2 separate regions of the Homo sapiens genome follow, and region 1 is linked to region 2. Evidence: chromatin contacts called from ENCODE Hi-C or POLR2A ChIA-PET data. All regions are on one chromosome and are shown on one strand. Each heading gives the region's core, a stretch centred on a gene start or an enhancer-like site at or near the end of the contact. The rest is flanking DNA. Distances are from core to core; before and after follow the strand shown.

What was found. A loop is a pair of places that touch in the nucleus more often than their neighbours do. ChIA-PET counts read pairs that join two places held with the same protein, here RNA polymerase II (POLR2A). Pooled maps may share reads with other maps.
Region 1: a loop to region 2 is called in a pooled map, with 4 times the contacts of the local background. The contact joins the enhancer-like site here to the promoter of ARSJ in region 2. A Hi-C loop is called at or near these places in 1 of 168 maps with a recorded cell type or tissue (IMR-90) and 2 of 50 pooled maps. POLR2A ChIA-PET finds 5 or more read pairs at or near these places in 3 of 52 experiments (Caco-2, OCI-LY7 and WTC11).

The regions. Positions count from the first base shown.
Region 1 is chr4:113,898,815-113,905,735 of GRCh38, forward strand. ARSJ (arylsulfatase family member J) reads right to left here. Exons shown (of 2, transcript NM_024590.4): 2 at 1,470-4,861. The coding sequence ends at 3,460. Among named protein-coding and RNA genes, the nearest start is that of ARSJ, 77 kb to the right of the region's middle. Within about 2 kb of position 3,342, at least 4 of the 41 ENCODE cell types and tissues checked have a DNase peak (open chromatin) inside an H3K27ac peak, as active enhancers do.
Region 2 is chr4:113,975,590-113,981,950 of GRCh38, forward strand. It overlaps ARSJ (arylsulfatase family member J), which reads right to left and starts at 4,058. Exons shown (of 2, transcript NM_024590.4): 1 at 2,848-4,058. The coding sequence starts at 3,245. LOC107986305 (a long non-coding RNA gene) reads left to right here and starts at 4,224. Exons shown (of 2, transcript XR_001741794.2): 1 at 4,224-4,397; 2 at 4,781-5,939. It overlaps LOC124900762 (a long non-coding RNA gene), which reads right to left. Exons shown (of 3, transcript XR_007058237.1): 3 at 5,306-5,375.

The DNA.
Region 1 (6,921 bases), core at 2,092-4,591, 77 kb before region 2:
CAAAAATGGTATGAATAAAATGCTTAGGAAGCTGATCCTGATGCAAAATTCATGTGCCTTAGAAAATCAAGAAACACCTGCACTTGAAAATACATAGCATTTTTAGTTATATTAGCTTAAACCTGGAAACAACCCAAGTGTCCATTAACATGTGAAAAGATAAAAAATGGCATATCTATATAATAAAATACTGTTCAGTAATATAAAGAAATAATGTGGAGATGTGCGCACTAATATGGTATATTCTCAGAGAGGAATGTTGAAAGTACAAAAAAGTATTATTATTCAACTATCAATGACAGTGTTCCTCTGTTCTTAAGAATTTTAAAAGGGGTCTGGTCAAGAAAACAAAAATATCCATTCAATTTTTAGAAAAAAGGAAGAAAGAGTATGTAAAAACAGATGAAACAAGTTCTTTAGTTAGACTTGAAATTTGACAGACCTGAGGTAGATGTTTTCACTGGCTGAAAGGTACTACAAATATTTTTGTTGTTGATGTTTTCATTGGAAAAAAGTTTTTATATCCCTTCTCAACCCAGAAACATAGCCATATTCAAAAATTATTTTCTGACAAAGCTAATGAGAGTTTCTTTTGAAACCCTAAGAAAGATCAGAGGTTTAAAAGAGGTGCAGTTGACACTTGAAAGAACCACAGGCAGCCTAGAAACACATCCTGAAGATCACAGTTTAGGAAGCTAACACCTGAGAATGAATTCCTCATATTAACATGGCATCAGTGATTAGGGCACAAAACTCAAGGACACAGTGTTTTCCTTCCTGGCCATCTTGAAATCCCTAGTGATTTGCTGCCAGCATTTTTAGAAACATTTTTGTTCATGACTTATACATGACTATTAGATTATATTTTAATTTCTTGAGGGCAAGACACTGAGACTTCTTGTAAACCACATCCTGCCTAGAGCCCTGGGCAGGTGGCAGGTACTCTCTAAAACAGTGATCAACATCCATGAAGCCATTTCCAGTAGAACACTGTGGGCTAAATTATTTTCACTGAGAAGATTATAATCATTTATAGAGAACTTAGAATTACATCACAATAGGTGATGCCTACTGGTATTTCTTAATCCTAATTTGCCTCTTTGCTTCTTTTTTTGTCTTTCTAGGAACTTCTAGAAGATTCTATGTTTACACTATGTTTCCAATAACAGTATAGTTCCTCAGAACCCTAGTCCTGTGCATTGTGCCACAGACAGCAGTTTTGTGGTGAAATTATGAAATACTGTATAACATTTTCCTTCTGTCAGGGTTACAATACAAGCTAAGATTTTAAAAACTCCTCTAAAAGAAAAACCTGCATTAAAGTGACTCCTTTGACGTTCTTTAACCCAGCATCTCCCAAACTTACTTTCTTCAGAACTCTTTTTTAGTGTAAAGATGTCTATTTTTAAAAAATGTATAAGATGCCATCTATTTTAAGACATGTCATTTATGTGCCACCAGGAAAGAAAAACATGAACAATATGCCTTTATTTTTAAGACTCATTTAAAAGATACTGTCGACAAAACACAAACTTTAGGAAATACAACTTTACACTATAAAATAAAATGGAGCCATATATTCTAGAAATAAAATGTTAAAATTAAAATCATTTAAATCATCTTACCCAATTTAGTAATTTCAGTACTAGATTATAGATTCTTTTATACATTTTCAGAAACTGTGAGCTGTGATATAAATGGATTATATCACAGTCCTTTGAGTTGTGATATAAATGGATTATATCACAGTCCTTTGAGCTGTGATGTAAATGTATTTAATGGTATGCTGTCATACCACCACACACATTTTCAGATCACAGTTATAACTTCAAAGATCATAATTCTAGCTATCTGTGACTTTTCAAGTGTATACTGTAAGCTTCAAGGCCTCTGCATTAGGAGAGGGCACTTCAAAGAAAACACCAGGGTCTACAGGATCCACACCAATCTATGCTCATTGATGACCCATGATAAACTTCATTACTGATAATACTCCTTTAATTCTCCTCATGACGTTTGCATGTGGGGTTTCCAAGCAAGGTTACCTACTCCAGGCAGGATCCGTATCTTCCATTTCTCTGTATCTCCCCACAGTGTCCACTTTGTATAAGAGTAAGTTTATTACTTTTAATGGGAAAAACCGCAACTAGTTTTGCACCAACCTAATATAAATGTTAGTTATTATTATGGGAAAATCTTTCTCCATGTCATAGCCAAGGGGAAGCATCTATCTGTAAAATCATATTATATTACTGTGGTTGTTAGCAAACCATTCCTTCAATTGCCTATTAGTAAAGATTTTTATTTTTTAGGACCAATGATACAATTTTAGCTAGAAGTTAGATCAGAAAAGCCACAGTAAATTTTCTAGTGCCATAAAGTAAATCATTTTAATAATTAAGATACATAAATAGTTTATGATAGAAACAATAAAGTTGTCTCAACTCTGCACAAACATTGAATTTCCAAGTAATTTGTAAGGAATATATTCATCTTATTACATTCAAAATCTTGGTTGAACAATGACGATTATAAAGTTTTCTGAATGATGTTTTTTATAGTCTGAATTCACACAGTATTACATTAATTTATAGTATTACAGTGCTTGGTAATTTGAAGAAATGAAATAAAATTATTCTAATGGTATGCAGGAAATAAAAATAAAATAAAGTCATTTGCATAACTTTTTATAAAAACAACAAAATATTTTTCTGTAAAAATAAATTAGGTTTTTTATACTGAAATGTTCTTCTAGTAAAGTGTTTAGAAAATAGTTACATTCATTGTGGGCAGTGTGCTCAAACATTCTTATTTGCCATTCCCTCACGCATGGTAAAATGAGGTGCAAGCTGTTCACATGTGAGAAAAACAGCTTTTCACAGGAAAAGAAACATATATATATATATAAAATAGAATTAATTAAAAAACCCAAGTGTCATATGACAGACATACAAAAATTCACCAAGAAAATATATTCTTCAAGGCCTTTGAGGTGACACAATCTTTGACTGTAATTTATCAAAGGTAGTTTTAATCATGCTACCCTGTAACTTCCATCAAATTAGCATGCTTGCGGATGGTATACCCTGTAACTTCCATCAAATTAGCATGCTTGCGGATGGTAGGTTATTGTTCTCCTCCTATAATTCAAAGCAGTGTTTGGTCAGTTGACTGAAGCACAGCAGTGGAACTCAGGACTCACCACGTTTTCTAAAGGAGCAAGAGAAATAAACATCTCCACTCTCTCTAAGTGTGGCTTGCAAGAGTAGCACCTTGGCACTGAGCAGGACAGTTTTCAGTGTGGCGGCCAGGTGGCAGAAGTCTCTGGAGTGGCACAGCATGAAAACAAGCCTGACGCTTAGGCCAGCGATATTATCGAGCCAAATTTGCTGGTTTACCTAGGAAACAGATGAAAGATAAGAACTGATTAAAGTTTAACCAAACAGGAAATATTTGTGCTTATCCACAAGTAACACCTGAATGGCAAGTTGAACCTGAGACTGCTTTCTGCTGTTTCTTCTTCTTTTTTTTGCTTTTCTTTTGCTTTTTCTCAGCCTGATTTTTGCTTGGCTTCTTTTTCTTGGTTTCCTCTTTATACCATGGTCCCCAGACCCCTCCATTGAGCCTAGGGTTACTTCTGGGGTCTTTGGGGGGATACCTGACCGGCACTGCAGTTTTGTTGAACTGTGAGAGCCTCCGTAGGAGCTTCTTCACGATTCCTGGATACCTGTTAGATAGGTCCACCCTCTCATATGGGTCGGCTGTGATGTTGAAAAGCCATACACTTTTGCCAGTTGACAAGGTGATCCGTTCATTGTGCCACCGGTTCGGTCCCAGGTTGCTGAAAGACTGAGGGGGGACCCAGTCGCTGTAGCCAGGATTTCCTGTAAGCAATTTCCAGTGCTGCACTCTGATGGCTGACTGGATTGCAGTGTTCCAGATCCCATAGCCTGCTGCCCAGGAGCCATTTTTTGCCTTGGTGTATATGGGGTCAATGTTATGCAAAATATCTACTCGGGGTGAGCGAAGACCCTCACTTATGGTCTCCCAGATATCATAGCCATCTAGTTGAATGTCCTCATCAATCTGTCCTTCAGCCAGTGAAATGAGAGTGGGGTACCAGTCAGTGATGTGCACAAGTTCCTTACACACTGTTCCCTTGTTTTTCAGAAGTGGGCTATGCACAAAGCCTACAGCCCGGATCCCTCCTTCCCAATATGTTCCTTTGCTACCTCTGAGAGGCCAGTTACTCCCTCCTGCCGTAGGCTGGCCACCATTATCTGAAGAGTAAATGATAATGCTGTTGTTATAGAAACCATAAGTCTTTAGAGCCAATGTCACGTTGTTGATTGCTTCATCTAAGCAGGAAAGCATGGCAGCATATCTCCTCCTGTTTATGTTGATAATGGATCGGTAGTGTTCGAAATACCTGCCAGGAGCTTGCAGTGGTGAATGAACAGCTTGATAGGCAATATATAAAAATATAGGCTTTGTGGGGTTATGGGAAGCTAAGATTTGCTGTACTCTCTGAGTGTACATCTGTGTGGAGTATATGCCATTGTCATAGTCCCAGGCAGCATTGTCGTTTTCATACAAGTCATAGCCACACATCCCAGGACTGTCACATTTGTAGTGTGTATAGTAATCCCCACTTCCCAAAAGGGAACCAAAAAAGGTATCAAATCCTCTTCTGGTGGGCATGCATTCTTTTCTGTAAAAACCCAAGTGCCATTTTCCGACCATATGCGTTGAATATCCAACCTCCTTCAGTTTCTGAGGTAGGGTGGCATTGTCCAGAGGTAAACAGTTGGGTTGGGTAGGTCTTATGATAGAATGTTGAAGTCCGGTGTGTATCTGATACCTTAAGAAAAGAGAAAAAAATTGTTATCAGGGCAGGATAAAAGAGATATTCTACATAAAACAATGATCCCTAAATTAAAAAATGTTTCTATGGGCATCATTGTTAAATTATAATTGACCCCAATGATAAATGACCAATTCAGCATTTCTGCTCTTTACTCACAAGTCTTACTCTAATTAACTTCCTATTTAACATTTGAAATGCATTTCAATCTAAGCCAGTACTTTTGAAAGTAAAATTTTGCCACTTATCTCGAAAGTCTTTTTGAGACGGAGTCTTAGTCGTCACCCAGGGTGGAGTGCAGTGGCGTGATCTCGGCTCACTGCAACTTTCACCTCCCAGGTTCAAGCGATTCTCCTGCCTCAGCCTCCCCAGTAGCTGGGATTACAGGCATGCACCAACATGCCCAGATTTTTTTTTTTTTTGTATTTTTAGTAGAGACAGGGTTTCACCATGTTGGCCAGGCTAGTCTCGAACTCCTGACCTCAAGTGATCTACCTGCCTTGGCCTCCCAAAGTGCTGCGATTACAGGTGCGAAGCCACTGTGCCCAGCCTCAAAGTCTTTTAAAGTTCTTATAGTGGAATTAATTTGAATACACTTTAATCTCTTAATTACATGACTGAAAACTGACAAGGTAAGAGAAAAGATATACGGAATCAGAGTGTTATTATTATTATTGCTTTTAACCTAGGGGCCTTCTAAATCATTAGCTCCTAGTTTCCTGAGATCATTTATTTCAAGCTAACTCTTAAGTACTAAAAATACAAGGAAAAATTAGAGAAAAATCTCCTGTTTGATTGTAAAACAATAGTTCATTCTTTTTTTTGAGACGGAGTCTCGCTCTGTCGCCCAGGCTGGAGCGCAGTGGTGTGATCTAGGCTCACTGCAAGCTCCGCCTCCCGGGTTCACGCCATTCTCCTGCCTCACCCTCCGGAGTAGCTGGGACTACAGGCGCCTGCCACCACGCCCAGATAATTTTTTTGTATTTTTTTAAATTAGAGACGGGGTTTCACCGTAGCAGCCAGGATGGTCTCGATCTCCTGACCTCGTGATCCGCCCACCTCGGCCTCCCAAAGTGCTGGGATTGCAGGCGTGAGCCACAGTGCCTGGCCCTTAATCTCTAATCTGTTAGATCTCTGAAACGAGATAGAGGTTTCTGACTACACAATACATTATTGTTTAAAAATCATTTTAGAATAAATGTTTTAGCTAGTGCTACAAATTATATTTTTCCAAAAACAACAGGTAATAAGTCCTTATGTATGTTTCCCACAGTGTCTCTTTTTAAAAAACTATAATCACTTATAAAATAGTCTAAGAAAGCATAACACTTTCTAATATGTTAAAAATTAAGTGAATGTTAATTTCTTGCATTTTTCTCTTTCCAGTGGTATTTGCCAAGGGCGTTTTCCAAGAAGGGGTTATTATTACACAAGTGTATGAATTTTCACTTGGGCCATGATATACTAGTTAGTTTCTGACATTTAAAAATTGATTCTATAGTTATAAGTTGAAAAACACTTTTAAAATAGAAAATATAAAAATGAAAATAAAATTAAGGTTGCAGAAAATTGTTAGGGTAAATATGTAAATAATCTTGGAATCAAATTACAAAAAAAATATTGAGGTCAAAAGCAGCTTTTTTCACAGTGATTTAACCTGAAAGGCCAACATGTTATACATGCCTTGGATGAATAGTTCAATTTATTTTTAATGTTTTAATGATAGCATGATGAAACTATGAGCTTTTTGAAGTGTTAATTGCAACACACACTGATGTTTCTGTGGGCACTGGAGTGATATCTGATCACTATTGCAAAGCAGCATTCACATGGACCCTGTTTACTCCACTGATCATTTAGCTGTCAGTTTTGCAATAGTCATGATTGTGGTAATTTAAAATGTAAGAAATTCCTAAAGAAATAATCTTTTCATAAACATCATAAGTACCAAGTTTAGAAGGCATTGTTACTGTTCTTGATAATTTTTTTTTTTTTTTTTTTTTTTTTTTTAGACAGTCTCGCTCTATCACCCAGGCTGGAGTGCAGTGGCACGATCT
Region 2 (6,361 bases), core at 2,808-5,307:
TGTTTCTCAAAGCCCAGTGCATAGAATCCCTACATCACTACCCCTCTTAGAATCTGTTGCCACATCAATATAAAATGGGCATGACAAGAGCAACTATCTAAAGTTGTTGCAAGGATTAAATGAGACAATGCATATAAAATTCATTACCCCAGAACACAGTGACTGCTCAGCAGACGCTAACATTTAATACTAACAGTCTTAATTTATTTTTGATGATGTCATCATCACAATAACCTGACATGCTCATTAAATCACTATTGATTTCTAGACTCAACCCCGGACCTACCAAAGCTGAAGGGCCCTGAAATCTGCATTTTAACTAGCATTTGGACTGATTCTTTTTGCACACTACAACTTGAGAACTACTATCCAGAGATTAGGGCTCACTTCTTGTTTCTTCTTCATGGCTCCAATGCAGGGGTCTGTACACATGAACGCTTATTGACAGGCTGACTGATAATCAATATTGCCAGACTAGTATGATGTAAATTATTAAGGGAATCTGCAATTTGTTACAGATTCGTGTAGTAAAAGAAAATGGATTTTTAATTTTTGACTCCAGAAAAATATAAAGGGAGGGCTGTTTTGTTAATAGAATCAAAAGTAACTTCAGCTTCAATTATGTAAACTCTTTGTCATGTGAAGATATTTGAATCATGTCACACTTCACATAACCCATTTTATTTCCCTTAAAATAGTTTAGTTCATTTCAGTTTTTTTTTATGGCTTCCTTTTTTAATTTAGAAGATCCACAAGGCATAGACATGTGTTCATAGAGAGAACAAATGACCATATTCTCTGGGACCTGCATTATTAACTCATTTATGCCTAGTGTTCCATTATTGGAATTCTAAGCATGTGGGAGTAATTTATATACTACTGCCCAAGATCATTGCCAGGGGCTGATTGCAAAAATTCAAAACATTGCAACCTCAGGCATAAATGGGTTAATAATGAGTCCAGAACTGGGCTTCCATAACTGCTTTATTTCTTACATCTGTGTTCATTTAAATGAAGGTTCCAGCAATTTGTCTAAAAGGAGAAATTGCAAGTGAAAAAGTATTCAAATGTTTAATTCAAATAGAAATTTAAATCAAATCACAGTAGCTATTTGTACTTTTTGTCTATAAAAGTTATACAACCTGTTGCACTAAATAAAAATTTTTAATGAGAAAAGAAATCTCATCAGATGTTTGATTGCATTGAAATTACAGAGACGTTAATCTTTCACCAAAGAGAAAAATTAGGAAATATTTCCAGCTTAGTTTCTCTTTCATTTTATTAAGTAAACATAATGGTTAAAAGATAAAACCTACATATTGTTTCAGTGCAAGATAATGTTTAAGAACAAATTTTCTTGTTTGGTGAAAAGCCTTGAACATATGCTTTATTGTGAAAAATAAATTCATATAGTTCAGTTACTTATTTTCAACCACAGTTGGCTATCTGTGTAAATCTAAATTCTATAAGTTAGTTGAAGAGGTCCAGTGAGGCTTTGTGAGACATTTATTTCATGAGCCATATATAAGGGTGTTTGGAATCAGACATGAAGAACTTGACCTCTAGGCCACCAGATGGACTAGTTATTTTCCAGCCAATAATCTACTCCTTTATAAATATCAAATACCCTTGATTTTCTGATGCCACAGTTAACCTTTAAAATGACCCTGAAGTACAGTGAGACTTTTCTCATTCTCAGGAGAGGGAAGGACAATAATTTTTTTCTTTTCTGGCAATGATGCTAAGTTCTGACAGTTTGCTAAGCAGTGGAAATCATGCTGTAAGCAAAAGTCTCTGCGAGACAGAGATTCTTACAAAATAGTCTTTATTTTTCCAATGGATACTGGCTACTTTTATAGGATCCAATTCCAAGAACAACTTCACAGAAGCAAGGGTTCCCTGTCCTGCAACTGAAATCACAAGACATAGATTGAAATGGCTAAGGATTTTCTTCTACCTCTGTCCAGCTTAACCCCTGCCCTTCCTAGTTTATCTTCGTTCCACAGGCTGAATTTGTACATCCAAATCAATTACAGTAGCCTGTGTTCTGATAGGATAGAGTAAAAATATGAAAATGTTTGAACAATTTAAGTAGAAGATTTAGCTACTTAGCAAAGCAGCAACAATATGAAAAGCACTTTACTTAAGCATCCAAATAGTCTGATTTCTGTTGGTTAGTCAGAAAATTCCAGACCTGTGAAGAGCAACAGAAAACTGCAGATGAAGTTTGACTCCTCTTGAGCACTTACCATTGTATTTCCTTGCATTTTGAGAACTGCTTTGCTAATTAAATATGGCCTTCATTAGGGGGTCTCATAAGAGAAAATGACCCATCAAAGACCGAAGCAGAGTCATACATAAACTGGTCATATTTTACATTACTCTATATCTGTTTCGTTGGTTCATTTTCTCTGATAATTCTAGATTTAAGAATGCACCAAGAGTAAAAAAAATTTTTGATCTTTCTTATCAGTGATGGTGAGTGTGAATTCTAGTATGACATCTGAAACAAAATCTGAGCATGCTCAAAAGTAGAATAGATTTGAAACAGGAGACCATTTCTGGAAATCTCTGGTTTGTGGGTATTTATACGTTCTCATCTCATTTAGAAACTTATAATTGGCTCTGTAAAAAGGAAAACTAGACTACACTAGTGACTAGAAAATTAAGATCATTAACATTGTATCCATTTTAACACGGTACCCCAATACCATACATCATTCATTCATTCTTCATTCATTCAGTTGTTCCCCATACTTTCTGTTACTCCCTTAAATTTGGAGCTGGATCTTCATTAAATGCTTAAGATTTCTCCAAGGAATAAATATAAGAAGTAGGAACACTTACTTTCCAGTAATAAACTGACTCCTGGATGGTGTGCAAATAGGCTGGACATAGTAGTTCTCCAGTTTAACTCCTTCGGCAGCGAGCTTGTCAAGAGTAGGTGTTTTAATCTCAGATCCGTGGTAACCCACATCTCTAAATCCCTGATCATCCGCTAGGATGAAAATGAGATGGGGCTGGGAGGTGGAAGTTGTGCTGGGCTCTAGTTTCTCTCCAGCTTGAGCTAGTAAGGCCCCTTCTTCCTCCTCTTCTAAGGCCTGGCCCCAGGACAGGTAACCATAAGTGAGGAGGCAGAGGATCCAGAATCCTGCCAGCGCCCCCATTGCTAGCATCTTTCCAGGACAGACACAGGCCTGTGGAGAAGGCGGAGGCGGATGCCCCGCACAGCCCCTGGGAGCCATTCACTCAGGTCCCAGGTGAGACTCCACGCGGAGAACCACGCGCCCCGCGCCGCTGCGGGCGCACACATGCACCCAACAGACGGTGAAGACTCTCCACCTGGCAAGAAATCCTCCTCTCCTCTCAGCTGTCACCATGTCCGACAACTTTAATCTTCCAGAAGTGATGGCTTAATGGATGGGACTCCGGAAGAACAAGGAGGGCTCGCTCTTCTCCAGCACATTTCACTTTCTCCTCCTCCTCCCCCCTCCCTAGAGCAGCTTCCACCAAGGAAAAAAAAAAGAAAAAAGTTAATATCTCCACCCAAAAGTTCTCTGGAGAAAAAAACCAAGCAAGGAATTGAGAATCACAGTGGACAGGAACTTTTCGTGGCCAGAGCGCCCTCGACGTTGGGGAGCGAGGCTGACTCTCCTGGGAGTGCTGGTACGGAGGGCGGCGGGATCGGCCGTCTGTCCTGCGGTCCCCACACCTGGAAAGAACTGCGAAGTGGACGCGTCGCGTCTGGCTCTGATCAGACAGATAAACTGCCGTAGTGGACCGGCCTCCTGATCACCTTCTCCACTTTCCCAGGGCTATTTTCCCCAGTCCTTTCCTAGGCGTTTGCCAATCTCCCCGACACTCACCAGGCGGCGAAGTGAGGAAGAAGCCGTTTCCTGATCTCCCTCCACCTCCGCAGAAACTCCGGGCAGCAATTCCTTTTCCCCGCTGCTAGGGAGCCTGAAGGCCAAAGCCGGGTCCCTAGCCCCGCGGCCGGTCCGCGCGGAGCCCGCTTGGTCTTTGCGTAGTTGGCGCACCCGGCGCAGGCGCTGCAAACTGCGTGCGTTTTCTCAGCTAACTTATTTAGCTTTGGCACTCCGAGTTCTTTTGCCTCCTCCCTCTTTTCTCTCCAGTGAATCACAGAACGGTACTTTCTTCCTGAGCTCCCCCGGGAAGAGGGGGTGGGGGAAAAGGACTGTTTAGAGGCTCGATCTTTCCTTTTTCTTTTCCGGGAGGTGGATGGCCAAGGCAGAGGAGGCTTTGCCAGAGAGAGAGCTGCGTGCTGCTCCAGCCCAGCGGGATTCCGGGGGATCCGCCTGGGCTACCGCGTCCCAAGAGTGTCGCCTCCTGCCCATCACCCCGCTAGAGGGAAAGGACGGCGGCGCGAATGGGGAAGGGTAAAGCGGGCACTTCTTTTCGTGGGGCTGTTGGTGAAGAGCCCCGTCTCCCATCCCTAAAGTTGCGCTTGCAAACTTTTTCTAGCTTCTGGAGGGAGTGAGAGAGAAGGAGCAGGAATAAAAACAAAATGCGTATGACACTCTTTCCTCTTTCCAACTTCCTTTGCAGGTTTTCCTTTACTAGTCCCCCCACCCCCATCATTTTCCTATTCCTTTTGTCCCTACCTTTTTTTTTTTTTTTTTCAGTAACGATGACAAATTTTTAAGTTTTATTTCCTCTCCCAATAGCTGGCTTTTACAGCCTGATTCTTCGTTACCCTTTCCCTATGTGAAAATACTGGAATTGCCCGCTCCCTCTTACCTCTCCCCTAACTTACCCACAGGGTGTCTCCAGCCAAAAGCCTGGAGAGGAAGAGTTATGCATTTCTCCTTCAAGAACCCCGAAGCCAGTCTGCATTCCTGCATTAAAGAAGCCAGTGTTTCCCATCCAGTAATTCAGGGAGCTTCATCATTTTTTTTCCTTCTTTCTTTTTTACCATGTGGAGGAAAACCATTGTAAAAACTTATCTTGGTTGTGAAAATACTCTTGATTTTACTAGAGTCATAGAGTTTTAAAGTCCTGCTCAAAGGCAGCAGAGGGATGTATAGTATAGTCTCTATAGAAGAGGCAATGAATGCCAAGAGCCACTGAGATATTTTTTTCTACCACCAAATTTATTCAACAGTTACTTACTGAATACCTACTGTGGGCTGGCACATAACATGTCAGATTCTCTCAATTGACTGAAACATAAATCTAGGTTTCATTTAGCCATTTATTTCTAATTCTCTCCTGTTGCTAAAGTTCCTGCTGAGTTCCCAGGCAAAACTTTGTGAAATGGGAACTTTGAAAGGCACGATGGTGCTCCATGAAGTTAACCTTGCTAGCTGCTGTAGGCCTTCTGGTCTCTGTTCTTCCTTGCAGCCCTTCTGGCTAAGCTGGGGAGAGATAGTCAGTTTTAGAAGCCATGTTCAGAAATGTGAGTTTAGCAATTCTGTAAATTAAGTCACCAAATATGTAATGAGAGTACTGAGTGTCAGGGGATTGAAAAGCATTGAGAGGTAGGGCCCTAGGCTTAATGGGCCTAGCCAGGTGCTTGAATGGGAAAGATGCAAACATTCTGGTCAATCTAGCCTTTTATTTGGGGAGATAGTGACTTCTTGTGACATAGCACAAGAAGTATCCATGTTCTGTGCAAGAAGGAGACACATTTTCAGTTGAGGTTCCAAGCAATAATAATAAAAAACAATCAAAATGTATGGAATACTTACCATGTGCTAACCATAGTATTCTATATACTGATACATACACACATATACAGTCGCATCTATCAGGGATTAGTTTCAGAACCCTGAGGGATACCAAAATTCATGGATGTTCAAGTCCCTTATGTAAAATGGTGCACTATGTGTATAAAACCTACATATTAATGTATCTTCTATGCTTTAAAACATCTCTATATTACTTATGATACCTAATACAATGTAAATGCTATGAAAATAGTTGTTGGACTGTATTATTTTTATTGTTGTATTGTTATTTTTTTTTCTTCTTTCCTTGAATGTTTCCAGTGTATAGTTGGTTGAGTCCCATAATGTAGACCCTGCGAATACAGAGGACTGACTGGGTATGTTTGTTTATATAGTGCTATATACAGTTTATTTCTTTTCCATCTATATCAACCTTATGAGGTATTCTTCCACTCAACAAGTATTTGGGGAGCTGGGCCAATGCTAGAGGACAGGAAGGTAATGATGCAATAAATCAGTCTCTGCTCTGTTGGAATATACACCAGAGTGAAGAAGAAATACATTCATCAATGAATCACCCTACAACTCCAATAGTTACTTACTGTATTACTTACTATACAAATGTTCTGAAAAAAGGAACATTTTCAAAGAAATTTTAAAACAAAAAACGATTT